2 separate regions of the Homo sapiens genome follow, and region 1 is linked to region 2. Evidence: chromatin contacts called from ENCODE Hi-C or POLR2A ChIA-PET data. All regions are on one chromosome and are shown on one strand. Each heading gives the region's core, a stretch centred on a gene start or an enhancer-like site at or near the end of the contact. The rest is flanking DNA. Distances are from core to core; before and after follow the strand shown.

The links. A loop is a pair of places that touch in the nucleus more often than their neighbours do. ChIA-PET counts read pairs that join two places held with the same protein, here RNA polymerase II (POLR2A). Pooled maps may share reads with other maps.
Region 1: a loop to region 2 is called in a map of CD4-positive, alpha-beta T cell, with 2.0 times the contacts of the local background. The contact joins two enhancer-like sites. A Hi-C loop is called at or near these places in 3 of 168 maps with a recorded cell type or tissue (CD4-positive, alpha-beta T cell, mammary epithelial cell and naive thymus-derived CD4-positive, alpha-beta T cell) and 1 of 50 pooled maps. POLR2A ChIA-PET finds 5 or more read pairs at or near these places in 6 of 52 experiments (AG04450, Panc1, RWPE1 and 3 more).

What each region holds. Positions count from the first base shown.
Region 1 is chr6:111,174,037-111,178,246 of GRCh38, forward strand. SLC16A10 (solute carrier family 16 member 10) reads left to right here. Exons shown (of 6, transcript NM_018593.5): 3 at 3,176-3,629. Among named protein-coding and RNA genes, the nearest start is that of SNORD166, 62 kb to the left of the region's middle. Within about 2 kb of position 2,600, at least 2 of the 41 ENCODE cell types and tissues checked have a DNase peak (open chromatin) inside an H3K27ac peak, as active enhancers do.
Region 2 is chr6:111,127,136-111,131,330 of GRCh38, forward strand. The region is part of intron 1 of SLC16A10 (solute carrier family 16 member 10); the gene reads left to right. Among named protein-coding and RNA genes, the nearest start is that of SNORD166, 15 kb to the left of the region's middle. Within about 2 kb of position 2,081, at least 5 of the 41 ENCODE cell types and tissues checked have a DNase peak (open chromatin) inside an H3K27ac peak, as active enhancers do.

The DNA.
Region 1 (4,210 bases), core at 1,350-3,849, 47 kb after region 2:
GAACATCTCTCCCTGCAGCTCTAGTTCTCCTTGTAAGTCCCTTGCGTTGGTAGAATAATCCTCAGTTAGACAAACACTGATTTAATATGTAGCTCTGGCTAACAGGAGGTGATTAAGAAGAAAACCTCTTAAGATGATTTCCATCCTTTGTCTCTACTTTAGTGGTTTATCTTCATTTCCTGCCTCTTTCCTGTCCCTAGCTGTCTTTATGCTGCTTTAGTTGAAAAGCGTTAATGTGGTCATTAAGGAAAAATAAGTCAAATTTACATTTGACTTTTTATTTTTAAATATTTAATCAACAGAATCCTTGGTTTTACTCATTGCCGCCCCCCACCCCCCAACACACATCCCTTCCTCAACTCTAAAGTGAGCCTCATTCTTTCATATTTTCTTCCATCTAATTTAGAAATTCTATTTGGATTTTTAAAAATTATATTTATTTCTTTGTAGAAAATAGATATTTTCATCTTTAAAGTACCTTTATGGGTTTTTTCTTCTAAAATTGTTTTTTAAAGAAAAAAGTTTTATTTGGAATAAGATTCTTGTAGGTAATTCCATGAGATGATTTATTTTAGCAGCAACATAATATTTACATTATTATTAATGTAATTAATGTTATTAATACCTCATCAGATAGCTTCTTTGATCTGGAAGCTTCCAGGTACCTATTGTCAGTACTTGTGGCTCTACCACTTGCCGAATGTATTACAACTCTAGTTGTGGTAGAGAGGGGACTGAGAGGTAGACAACTTATGTAATCTACTACCTAGTTTGTTAACAAAACACACATACAAAGCAATGTTTTTCAAATTTTTCTGACCACTGAGCAATAAAAATTATGACATATATTTTGATGTGACCCAGTTCTGTCTCTCTTTCTCTACCCTCTAAGTGAAACAAAATTTATTGAAACCAAAATTCCCTTACTACATGTAATATTCTCATATATTCTATTAAATTTCGTTATTTAGCTTGCTGATCAAAGGCTACTGAAACTTGAGAGCAAGATACAGGAGCAAGGGGAAATGTGGTATAGATTCTGAGTGTCAAGTGGCAGGTCCATTTTTTCCTCTAGCTCCAGTTCTGCCTTCTGAGGAAAACCTTCTCCAACAACTTAGGTCAATCACACCCATGTCCCTTCTCTGAATCCTTTTTGCACATATGATTGGTATCCGACAGCCTTACTCATTTACATTGCACTTATTTGGCTGCCAAACGTCACAAACTGGAACCATGTGTTACTGAAGGGAAAACCTGGAAGTGAAAAGGGTTCAGCAGTAGTGCAAATACCATCATAAAGCTCATATACTTCACTCTGCAGGAGGGAGAAGCTCTGTGGTTTTCCAACTGAGAGCATTACAGTACAGTGATACCACTGTACAGGAACTGATGTTCCTGATGATTCTGCTGTGAACAGTATTTTTAATATACACTTTGAAGAAGGCAGAGAGAAATGTATAATAGACTTAAATTTTTTTCTTTAAAATTGTTAAATAAAAACAAATAAGCACTTTAAGTAAGTTACAATTATCTGGAAAACTACTTAGGTGGAAAAACTGATACAGAATGAATGAAGTATTAATTTCTGTTTTGTTCTGTGTTATTATTATTTGGGATAGATGTCTTGTTTCTTTAAGCAGACTATGAATATCTTGAAGGCAGAACCACATTTTTTTTTTTTTTGAGACAGGGTCTCACTATTACTCAGGCCAGAATGCAGTGGTGTTATCATAGCTGACTGCAGCCTGGATTCCTGGGTTCAAGCCGTCCTCCTGCCCCAGCTTCCTGAGTAGCTAGGACTACAGGCATGTGCCATCACACCCAGCTAATTTCAGCTATTTTTTTTTTTTTTAAATAGAGATGGGGTTTTGCTATGTTGCCAGACTGGTCTCAAGCCATCCTCCTGCCTTGGCCACCCAAAGTGTTGGGATTACAGGTGTGAGCCACCACGTCTGGCCAAGGACCAGATTTTTAATATTCTTTTCCACAATGTATCTGGTACACAGTAGTTGCTTAATATGTTGGCTAAACAAAGAGTGGAGATTCAGTAAAGGGTGATCAGAGTGAGGTGAGATTAATTTGGGAAAGCCTAGAAGTGATTCTTGAGCCTGATTTGAAGGTGGTGCTAGCTGTGGATTAGTAGAGGGAGAAGGGCATCTCAGAGAGAGGATTGCCAACATGCCTTAATTTTATCAGATTCTAGAGTTCCTTATGATTACCTCAGCATGTTGCTAGACTAGCATTATTATCCAAAATTTTAATTATTAACCAACTTTAATCTTACTTTCTAACAAATTGTTTGCTTTTACTACTGATAGCCTTTTCAAAAAACTTTAACTAGTTTTATTCCTTACCATAATTGTTTCAAAGAACATAATGATATGATCCTTTATCTTCCTAAGAAATGTGCAATTATTTGGTTAAACTGTAAGATTATTTAATCCATTATTCTTTTGACACATGCATGGCCTTACAGCTTACAAACTGGGATCACTAAAGGAATACACTTAATTTAAGTCTTTCTGTAGTCAGAATATGATTTCTTGTTGTCTTGCACAATACTGAGAACAGTGCAGTACAGGGCGAAGGTTGGTCTACAGCCCTTAGGCCAGCAAAAACAGGCACAACTGCACCTCTGTGCAAATGTTCCTGACATAACCTTGGGGAAAAAATATAAAATGCGGCCTTTTCTTTTACTACCTTGTTTGGTAAGTACCTGGAAAAACTCCATGAAATAATTAGATTTCATAGTTAATTCTAACTTTTTTAAAAAATGTTTCATTGAGACTAGGTTTTTGGTTTGTTAATTGAATCACTGTTGATTTTACCCTTCCTGGCACCAACCTTTATTTCTGAGCTGTGGAGAGCACAGTTCTCACTCAGTGCTGTGTGCGTCACCTGAAATCCACAGAAAGAGGTGGCTGAACAAAATCACTGATGACCTTAATGGTTATTTTTCACATATTCAGATTAAATTAAAATACGTTTAGTGCTACATGCTTGACTTACTGAGTTTTTCCCTCTATTTTGGTTAATTTTTTTTTTTTTTGGTTAACTTTTACTTGTAGAAAATATGTTGATGAACAAAAACCCACTTATACTATAAGATTTTATTCTACCAAGCACACAGTAACAATATTGAAAGCTGCTTTCCATCTTTTTCATCTTTATACAGTTCCATCGAGCCTCTGTACCTTACCTATGGAATCATATTTGCCTGCGGCTGCTCCTTTGCATACCAGCCTTCATTGGTCATTTTGGGACACTATTTCAAGAAGCGCCTTGGACTGGTGAATGGCATTGTCACTGCTGGCAGCAGTGTCTTCACAATCCTGCTGCCTTTGCTCTTAAGGGTTCTGATTGACAGCGTGGGCCTCTTTTACACATTGAGGGTGCTCTGCATCTTCATGTTTGTTCTCTTTCTGGCTGGCTTTACTTACCGACCTCTTGCTACCAGTACCAAAGATAAAGAGAGTGGAGGTAGCGGATCCTCCCTCTTTTCCAGGAAAAAGTTCAGTCCTCCAAAAAAAATTTTCAATTTTGCCATCTTCAAGGTGACAGCTTATGCAGTGTGGGCAGTTGGAATACCACTTGCACTTTTTGGATACTTTGTGCCTTATGTTCACTTGGTGAGTATGCTCCTTCACTGATCATGAATATTACTATTTAATAAAGAAAAACTTCTTTGAAGAGAAAGTTAGGTCGAGTTAAAGTTGGCCTCAAACATTATCCTGGTTGTAATTTTGGTATTCTTGAAATGAAAGGTCTCTCAAGACAATGTCAGCACATCCATTAGACCACTAAACAGAGAGAGTATGTTTCATAGTGTGCTTTGGTATTTTAAAAACCCTGCAAACCCAGCCAGACACCATGGTGCCTGTCTATGGTCCCAGCTACTAAGCTGAGGCAGGAGGATCACTTGAGCCCAGGAGTTCGAATCCAGCCTAGACAACATAGAGAGACTCTACCTCTAAAAATAAAATAAATGTCCCCAAACAAACACAATGTTTTTTAACAGGAAGGCTAAAATAGTGGAACAAATTACAATCAGTATAAAACATTTGATAGGTCTCTTTTTCTTCATATGGCTTTTATCAGGGACAAAGCTAGCGCTATGATTTTGCTACCATAAGTAAATTGTTTTTCAACCGAAGGGTGTAGGTAATTAGCAAAAAAGCCATGATGTTGATACAAAGAAACATTACATCTA
Region 2 (4,195 bases), core at 831-3,330:
CAAACCTGGTAGGGTGCTTACTCTGATGGAATTTACATTTTAGTGGTAGAAATGGTAAATGAGTCAACAAGAATTTTATGGAGTGACAAGGACTTTGAGGAAAGTAAAACGGGACAATGCTTGAGAAGGGTGCTAGTTGGGAAGTCCTATCACACGAAGTGGTATTTGATCTGAGACCTGAGTGACCATAGCCACATGAATACCTGGGGGAATCACTTCCCAGGAGGAAACAGAAGCACAGAAGCCGAAAGGCAGGATCACAGGCGGCACATTTTATTGGTGCAGTGTGGAGGTAGAGGGACTGGATTGTGTAGGGTTTGTAGGCCAGGGTAAAGAGCTTGGATTTCTTCTGAGTGTAGGATTTTGAGCAGGGGAGTGATGTGTCTTATTTTGGGCGGGCGCTAGGCCAGGTACTGTGAAGGAAATAATGGTATAGAAGAAATATGTCTTTCTTGCTAGAATCTTATGTGACATACAACTAGTGGTGGCTGATCAGCAATTAGAACTGCAGTGTTCTTGCTGGTGTACTCCTAATCTGATCATTGGATGATATTTATCACGTATTTTTGCAGCAGTCATCTCTAAAGTGGCATTATGGTTCTAGTTATCTATCATTGGATCTGTTTGCTCTAACAGTCCGAAGGGGCATGAAGGGTGGAAACAGAGTAGAGGGAAATGGGTGAAAAGGCTATTTCTAAACACTAGACACAAAATAGGGATTAGGAAGTAGTGGGGGTTAGGAGAAAAAGCAAAATCCTGTTGTGCATGGAGAGGGACATTGTTGAAACTGTGGCTTCTTGAGATTACATGAGTGAACCTGCGTGGACTGGGTCGTCTTCCCTATTCACCAAGCTGAATCCAGGCCCAATCCAAGATTACTGCTGCCTTTGCTCTGAGGCTTTAGACTGTTAGTAGCTTTTCTCGTCTCTACTGAGGCCAAAAGGGGCAGTGATACCCTTGAATTTTCTTCTTAAAACAGGGTTTCATTTCCTTGGAAGTTTGTTTCTTTGAATCTTTCTGTCAGTTTAACTGTTATCATCAATTGGTTAGCATTCTAATAATAATTATAATTATAGTAAACATTTATTGAGTGCTTACGAAGAGCCAGTTCCAAGCTTTTTTATCTCCATTATTCTGCTACTTTCCTTCTCATTTTACAGATGAGGAAAATGAGGCACAGAGTGGTTAATTAATCTGTTTGAGGTCCCGTAGCAGGTCAGTGATGCCAGGGTTCAAACCTACACTTAACTCTACACTAGAGACTGTTTTCTTAATTATTTCTTCACAATCATATGTTTAATGATTACTTATTGATTATTTAGTGGTCTGATAAGAAGAGGGAGCGGTGCTCTTCTGTTGGAGAAGAAAGGCTGGCTGATCAAGACACACTGGTTGGTTTGAAGAAAAAATATAGATGTTAATTCCATAACACCACACTCTAAACATTTCTACTGGACGAGTTCCACCTGTGTGCCACTCGAAGTCGGATGCAGTAAGGAAGGCTTTTTATTGAGGAGAGAACGAATACCTCTGTATTCAAAAGAGAGTGTGTTGTTCCTTATAGAAGATGGAAGGGGGCTTGCCAGTGACAGATTATGATGATTACCTCCTTAGTGGTTTTTTTTTATTGCACAGACTATAATAATAATTATAAAAATTTGTAAATCAAGAAAAATCTTTACCCCAACAAATTGTTTTTATATTTTTCATATTCATATTTTTTCATATTCATTTTATTTTTTCATATTCAAAAATAAAACAATTTTCATATTCATTTCAATTGTTTATTTTTTCATATTCAAAAATAAAACAATTTTCATATTCATTTCAATTGTTTTATTTTTTCATATTTTTCATATTTCATATTTTTTCATTTTTATACACAGTTATAGAGTATCTACTTATTTTTCATTTAACATTATGCTATAACAGGTTTTAAAGTTAGGCAGTAAGTCTTTCCAGTGAAAAGGAAAAGACTGAAACATGAAAAGGTTACGAGGCATTACTAATTGATTGGAATGATGCCTACCAGGCAGCCCATGTCAGTTTTGGAGCTGGCCTTGGAAGGAACAGCTGTGTATTTGGACCTTGGAGCAGTCTGTCAGGCTTCCAAGAAAGTGGGCAAAGAAGGAAGGGGGGTTGGGGGCACAAGTGGAAAAGTACAGTGGTTTGGAACTGATGTGAAACTATCAAGCTGGTTGAGTTCAGTGTTAGAAAATAGGAAAAACAAAACAATTTCTACCTGATATGGTACTTTAATTGAGGTTAGCACTTCAGTGAATAGGCAATGCATTATAATTTGTCAGAATTATCAATATTTTGTTCTTGTCAGTGGCTTTATATTTAATAGTTACATGTTATAAAGCCAGTTTTATCAGTGAAAGAACAAAGTTCTTGACAAATGCTATTTTAGTGATAAAGCTGTTATTCTGTATTTAAATTCAGTTTAACTCAAAGTGGTTTTTAAGTTTTACATTTGTATAACTGTAGACTAGCCATATGGCATTCAAAGGCCTCCAAGATATAACTTGAGACACTCTTAGGATGGAATCCCATATTCAGAATCTTTACTGACAGCTCCCCATATCCAAATTGCCTTTTCTCTCTTGGGCCTCTGGGTGTGACAAGGGACAACTTGAGTGAAAGGCCACAGGACAAAGTAGAGATGCTGTTAAATCTCAATGCAGAAGGCCTGAGACAACTGATAGAGACAATTGTTTCTCTTTTCTCCCTCATAAAATAAGTAAAATTCAAAGTGATTTTTTTTTAATTTTTTGCTTTGACACATTGTGTTTAGTCTGATTGAGGTCATCTTACACAACAGAATCCAAAATCCTGAGAAAATAATTTATACAACTAGAATTCCAAAATTAGGTTTTGCATTAAGTTCAAGCTATCATTTCTTTAAGAAAACCTACACTGGAGTTACCAACTGGAATATTTGGTTATGAGACACAGTCATCATGTCAGAGTATGTAGTTTGCTTCTAACACTTATTTGTGTGCTTTTAAGACCTGCTCCCTGCCACACTTTATCATAACAAAAAACAAGAGACACATGTTAGTACTGTAGCATGTATAGTCATGGGGAATGTGTTCTAAACGAAATCCCATCACAGTGGAGTCAACACAATATTTCTAGGGGAGAAGGTCTTCCTGTTAAACTCATGTGAAGGCATTCTTCTCTACTATGGGAACTTGTTTATGTGCCCTCTAGAAGACAGCTGAGATGGTCTTCAGTGAATCTGTTCACTGACATGTTGCTAGTTTCTTTATGTTTACATGTAAACAGTGCTTAGAAGCATCTTTCCCCAAGCTGTTCTTTTTTTGATGGACTCCCCCTTTTTGGGGGAGTATCAGTTGAATGAGCACTGTTGTACTCTCAGCACTAGACATTCTGTTATGTGTGTGTGGAGCTTCCTTGTGGCTTGGTAGCATTACCTCTGCATTACATGCTGCAGCCTCACCAGGCAGAAGGGCCATTCACTTCTGCTGCTACTTACCAGCACCTCTGTTTCCTCGAGTGTGTTACCCTCCCACCACCTGGGCCTTGGACCTGGGTCCGTTGGGCTATTATCCATGCTCCCACCTGCCCATCTCTGCTCTGATATAATCTACTAGGATAATAAAGTAGCTTTTCCCTACCATAATGTTTTTTAAATAGACATACAGCAATGTATAATGGTTAAGAGCATGATCCAAACTGTGTCTGATTTTGAATCCTGGCTGAGTTACTAGCTATGTAATCTTGAGAAAACTACTCAATCTCTCTGTGCCTTAATTTTCTTAGGTATAAAGCAGATACTAATTATGCCATCATAGGGTAGGTATGAGGATTAAATGAGTGAGTATTTGTAAAACACTTAAAACAGTGACTGACTTGGGCTACCCCTTTTGGGTCCCCTCCCTTTGTATGGGAGCTCTGTTTTCACTCTATTAAATCTTGCAACTTCACACTCTTCCAGTCTGTGTTTGTTATGGCTCAAGCTGAGCTTTCGCTCGCTGTCCACCACTGCTGTTTGCTGCCATCGCAGACCCGCCGCTGACTTCCACCCCTCTGGATCCGGCAGGGTGTCCACTGCACCTCTGGTCCAGCGAGGTGGTGCCCATTGCCGCTCCCAATCGGGCTAGGGGCTTGCCATTGTTCCTGCACGGGCTAAGTGCCCTGGGTTCATGCTAATTGAGCTGAATAGAGC